Regions from separate parts of the Homo sapiens genome. Here region 2 is linked to region 1. A link is an interaction called in ENCODE POLR2A ChIA-PET data of the cell type or tissue named here. Cell type or tissue: Caco-2. All regions are shown on one strand. Each heading gives the region's core, and the rest is flanking DNA. Links, peaks and the distances in the headings are about the cores only.

What was found. ChIA-PET counts read pairs that join two places held together with the same protein. Peaks named below come from ENCODE experiments on the same cell type or tissue, not always from the same donor. Only the 100,000 strongest peaks of a DNase experiment are listed, where the experiment ranks them.
Region 2: POLR2A ChIA-PET joins it to region 1 with 8 read pairs; 4 of 35 experiments call an interaction of 5 or more read pairs at or near these places.

The regions. Positions count from the first base shown.
Region 1 is chr4:6,762,304-6,765,217 of GRCh38, forward strand. It overlaps LOC105374367 (a long non-coding RNA gene), which reads left to right and starts at 1,205. Exons shown (of 2, transcript XR_925101.3): 1 at 1,205-1,409. RefSeq lists an enhancer at 1,358-1,873. In Caco-2, for the core only: no CTCF peak of the experiment used is centred there; a DNase peak (open chromatin) is centred at 1,425.
Region 2 is chr4:6,841,817-6,844,678 of GRCh38, forward strand. KIAA0232 reads left to right here. Exons shown (of 10, transcript NM_014743.3): 4 at 251-388. Among named protein-coding and RNA genes, the nearest start is that of KIAA0232, 61 kb to the left of the region's middle. In Caco-2, for the core only: no CTCF peak of the experiment used is centred there; no DNase peak of the experiment used is centred there.

The sequences.
Region 1 (2,914 bases), core at 143-2,642:
TGCATGGTCTCGCTTTTACGTTCATTTATGTACATGTTAACTATAAATGTATCTTCTGCATCAAGTTATCCACAGCACCTGGCTCTGAGTAAGCACTGAATGAATGTTAGCTATTTTTTCATTGCTCTGATGTGCTACAGTGGTTTTAAAGCATGGCCCTGAAATCTTCCGTACTTATCGCCATGAGGTGTGGGTTCTGGGTCCCTGCCTCTTGACCAGGCGGGCTTGTGACTGCTTCAACTGAAAAATACCAAGGAAGCTCGCCTTGTGTGGGTGGGGGGAAGCTACCTCACCTCTTGCTGTGGTCTGAATGTCTGTGTCCCCCAAAATTCTTATGTTGGAATCCTAACTCCCAAGATGATGGTGTTAGGGGGTGGGGCCTTTGGGAGGCGATTTGCTCGTGAGAGGGGACCCCTGTGAATGGGATTGGTGCCCTCATAAAACAGACACCAGGCCGGGCGCGGTGGCCCACATCTGTAATCCCAGCACTTTGGGACGCTGAGGTGGGCGAATCACAAGGTCAAGAGATGGAGACCATCCTGGCCAAAATGGTGAAACCCCGTCTCTACTAAAAAATACAAAAATTAGCCACGTTTGGTGGTGGGTGCCTGTAGCCCCAGCTACTCGGGAGGCTGAGGCAGGAGAACTGCTTGAACCGGGGAAGCAGAGGTCACAGTGAGCTGGGATCGCGCCACTGCACTCCAGCCTGGGCGACAGAGCGAGACTCTGTCTCAAAAAAAAAAAAAAGAAAAAGAAAAAGGAAAAAAAAAACAGACACCAAAGAGCTCCCTGGCTCCTTCTCCTGGATGAGGAGGACCCAGTAAGAAGGCACCTCTGTGAACCAGGACGCAGGTCCTCAGTAGACACCAAAACTGCCAGCGCCTTGATTTTGGACTTCCAGCATCCAGAATTCTGAGAAATCAACTTCTGTTGTCTGAGTCTGTAGTCTTTTGTTAATAGCCTGAACAGACTGAAACACCTCTCTAGGTTTACTCAAAGAGGAGATGATGGAGGTCCCTTCCTCCCAAGATGCCTACACAGGATAGAGAGGGCGCATGCAGGCAGAGCGAGTGGCTGGCACCATGAGCCATCTCCATCTCCTCAACCTGGGTATCAGCCCTTGCCCCTCCCAGGCCAGCTGCATGTGGCCACTCCTTGTTCCTGTGTGTCCCTTGGCTCACACCCCTTACCACACCCCCTTTTCCTCTCTTCCACAAGCACAACCCTTCTTCAGACGTCCATATACACTTCTCCCAAAATCCTGTGCTTAACACATTGTTACTGAGCACACAGGCGTGCTGGGGCAAGCGACGCCTGGGAATATGAAGCGAACGCCACACACTAGAACGCGCCCTGGGAGCTGGCCTCCGGTGGGGGACGCAGGTGTTGAAGACATAACCGCATGACCGGTGAGTTCATCACGATCTTGCCGAAGGCTATGAAGGAAAGTTCCAGGGGAGGAAGTGCACAGCCTGTGGGCCAGGGAAGGCTTTGCAGAGAGAAAGTGGGTCAGTGAACTGCACAGAGGAAGGAGGCAGGGCTGGTGAGTGAGGGTACGATGAGGACAGGACACACAGCACAGAAATGCTATCCCACAGCAGGGAGACCCACCTAGCCCACCGCCTCTATGCGCCTCTATTCCCCACCCATTTTGTAATTAAAGCCAAGAAATAAAAAATAAAAAAAGAGCCAGCCTGAATCCACACATATGTTCAGAAACAGGCCAGGCACACTGGCTCACACCTGTAATCCCAGCACTTTGGGGGCAACAGAGTGAGACTCTGTCTCAAAACAAACAAACACAACAACAACAACAACAACCCAGAAACGGCCGAAAACAAATCTATGGTGTTAGGAATCTGAACAGGAGTTGCCCTTTGGAGGGGTCGGCTGCGAAGGGGTGTGAGGGAGCATTCTGGGCGTGGGAATTTCTATGTCTTGACTGGAGTGGTTGGTAGCAAGAGTGAACGCATTTGATGCAACTGCATTTTACACCATGTAATTGTACCTAAAAAGAAAGAGAGAGAGAGAGATGGTGGGGAGTGGGGAAAGAGAAAGGAAGGACACGTGGACGAAAGCAAGAGGCAATAAGATAATATGAAATGAAGTGCTGGAAAAAAAAATAAAGGAGTCAGCCTCGTGGCCTCACACAGGTTTAATTTTTCTGAGCCTCAGTTTCTCCATTCATAAAATGGAATAATCGCCTGACCTCCTAGAGCTCCATGGGCCTAGAAGTTTCTGCCCACAGTGTCTGGTAGACAGGGGTACTTGGTCGTCAGTCCCCTCCCTCTGTTCCTTTCTGGACTGCATCATCCTCACCCACAAAACAGGGATGAGGACCTGATGACGGCCAAGAAAAGCCCCAGGTGGCTTCCCAGGGATCTCTGCCTGTGACTGACCTCCCCATTCCTGTTGCCTGCCTTGGCTATATCAATCTTCAAAACATGCCTTTTTAGCCAGGTGTGGTGGCTAACACCTGTAATCCCAGCATTTTGGGAGGCTGAGGCTAGAGGATCACTTGAGCCCAAGAGTTCAAGAGCAGCCTGAGCAACAAAGTGAGACCCCATTTCTACAAAAAAAAAAAAAAAATCAAAAAATTAGTTGGACATGGTGGCAGGCACCTGTGGTTCCAGTTACTTAGGAGGCTGAGGTGGGGGAATTGCTTGAGCCCAGGAGGTGGAGGCTGCAGTGAGCCATGACTGCAACACCATACCCAGCCTGGGTGACACAGTGAGATGCTGTCTCAAAATAAATAAAAACAAAACAAAACAAAACACCTCAAAACATTCCTTTTCGTTTGCTTCCTAGAACTGTCTGCCACCAACTTGTACTAACTTCCGTCTCTCACCTGGGACCGTGCAGCCAGCAGCTCCTCCTGCAAGGGATCATGGCTTACCACCATCCACCCCAATGT
Region 2 (2,862 bases), core at 1-2,500, 79 kb after region 1:
TAGAAAACATCCCATGTTTGTGATCAGAAAACAATACTATTAAGATGGCAGTACACCCCAAGTTGTTTTATAGAATCAAGATAATCCGTCTTGGAATGCCAGCTCCCTTCGTCGCAGAAATAGACAAGCCGATCCTAAAACTCGTATGGAAATGCAAGGGGCCTTTTTGTGACTGAGTGTGTGTGGTAGGTGGAACATAGTAGTGTCCAAGTTAGCCCTGGTCATTTAACCTGGTGCAATTTCATTGCAGGAGAATGACATCTTCCTGGGCTGGGAAAAAGGAGCTTATAAGAAATGGGGAAAGAGTAAGAAAAAATGTTCAGATCTAACTCTAGAAGAAATGAAAAAACAGGCTGCTGTCCAGTGTCTTCGATCTGCTTCTGATGAAGTAAGTTTACATTTTGTTTCTAACACTTAAGAGAATAAAAGAAGGGGTGATTTAAGTTTACAAATATGACAACTTGACCTCCAAAAACTGGGAAAACAAAGTACTTATTTATTTTACCAAGTAACATGAACATTACCACTTTTCCTTTATGGTATTTTTCTATATTTTCTGAAGTTTTATATGCTTTTCTTTTATATGTGCTACTCTAATTAAGAGTATACACAAAATTTTATATCCTTTTTCCAACTCGACTATTTCATCCTGTTATTACATTGTCTTTATTCTTTTTAGTGGCTAAGTTGCATTTCATCAAATAATATTTCAACAGCAGTATAATATTATAATATAATCTTTATTACTGGATGTTTACCTTGCTCTTGATTTTTTTTTTTTTTTTTTAAGACAGTGTCTCACTCTGTCGCCCAGGCTGGAGTGCAGTGGTGTGATCTCAACTTACTGCAACCTCTGCCTCCCAGGTTTAAGCGATTCTTGTGCCTCAGCCTCCGGAGTAGCCAGAATTACAGGCACGTGCCACCATGCCTGGCTAATTTTTTTGCATTTTTTAGTAGAGATGGGGTTTCACCATGTTGGCCAGGCTGGTCTTGAACTCCTGATCTCAGGTGATCTGCCTGCCGTGGCCTCCCAAAGTGCTGAGATTATAGGCATGAGCCATCGCGCCCGGCCCGCTCTTGATTTTTCTGTTATGCAGTCTAGAATATGTTATGTGGGGTTTTTCAGTGGTCTGTATTATTACATTTGGATACATTCCTAGAAGGGAATAGCAGTTCAAACACTTCAAAAGTACTGTATTGGCATATGATTTATATATTTTTTGTTTTTAGAAAATATTACAATATTATTTTATTCTTTTAGCATTTCATATAAAATATTTCTCATGTCTTTCAGTTTCCTGAAATAACAAAATAATTAAAAAATATCTTTTGCAGTTAATATTATGAATTCTTATTTTATTATTCACTCTAAGATGTTATCTGTGAGATCGTAACTACTGAAAGAGTCATTTTGCTTTGACCATACTATTTGAGAAGGTATGGTTTAAGTACCTTTATGATGCAAGGCGAAATTGAGTGGATTCTGACCTCCAGAAACTTCCTTCCTGGACTAATTGTTGAATGGTCTAGTGTTGCGATCGTTGGCTTTGTTATCTTTGACAATCTGCAGAAGTTTATTCTGTCTGGCTGCCACTGATGCAAACGGTTTTTAAGGCTTGCTTAGTGTTTCCCACCTTTCTGTTCTCATCCAACTCCTAATTATCTCTGAGGCCAGGAACAGTGGCTCAACACCTGTAATCCCAGGACTTTGGGAGGCCAAGGCGGGCAGATCACCTGAGGTCAGGAGTTCGAGACCAGCCTGGTCCAACATAGTGAAACCCCATCTCTACTAAAAATACAGAAATTAGCTGGGCATGGTGGTGCATGCCTGTAATCCCAGCTACTTCGGAGGCTGAGGCAGGAGAATCACTTGAACCTGGGAGGCAGAGGTTGCAGTGAGCCAGGATCATGCCGCCGCACTCCAACCTGGGCGACAGAGGGAGACTCCATCTCAAGAAAATAAAAAAAGAATTGTCTCTGAAAGCCTGACTCCCCTGGCCATATACTCATGATACATTGTGTATACCTCAAATAACATGGCCTTCACATCCTAAGTTGTAATTATTCATTTGACTGTGCTCACTGGGCGCAAGGACCGTGAGTTACCCATCTTTTTTTTTTTTTTTTTTTTTTTTTTTTTTTTGGCGGAGTCTTGCTCTGTAGCCCAGGCTGAAGTGCAGTGGCGCCATCTCGGCTCACTGCAAGCTCCGCCTCCTGGGTTCATGCCATTCTTCTGCCTCAGCCTCCTGAATAGCTGGGACTACAGGCGCCCGCCACCACGCCCGGCTAATTTTTTGTATTTTTTAGTAGTGATGGGGTATCACCGTGTTAGCCAGGATGGTCTCCATCTCCTGACCTCGTGATCCGTCTGCCTCAGCCTCCCAAAGTGCTGGGATTACAGGCGTGAGCCACCGCACCCGACCAAGTTACCCATCGTTTTTATCTCCTACTGCCTAGCACAGTGAGTGCTTATCACATGAAAGGTACTGATTTTTTTAAAATGAATCTAACATTCATTTTTAAAAAAGCCTACCCTTTCATCCAATTATTTTTTCTCTTCCCAGCTGTTTTCTTCTCCCCCACCTCTGATTTTTTAACTTCTTAATTTCTTTTTCTTTTTCTTTTCTTTTTTCTTTTTTTGAGACGACAGAGTCTTACTCTATTGCCCAGGCTGGAATGCAGTGACGCAAACCTGGCTCACTGCAACCTCCTGGGTTCAAGCGATTCTCCTGCCTCAGCCTCCCGAGTAGCTGGGATTGCAGGCATCCGCCACCACACCCAGCTAATTTTTGTATTTTTAGTAGAGATGGGGTTTCACTGTGTTGGCCAGGCTGGTCTCAAACTCCTGACCTCAGGTGATCC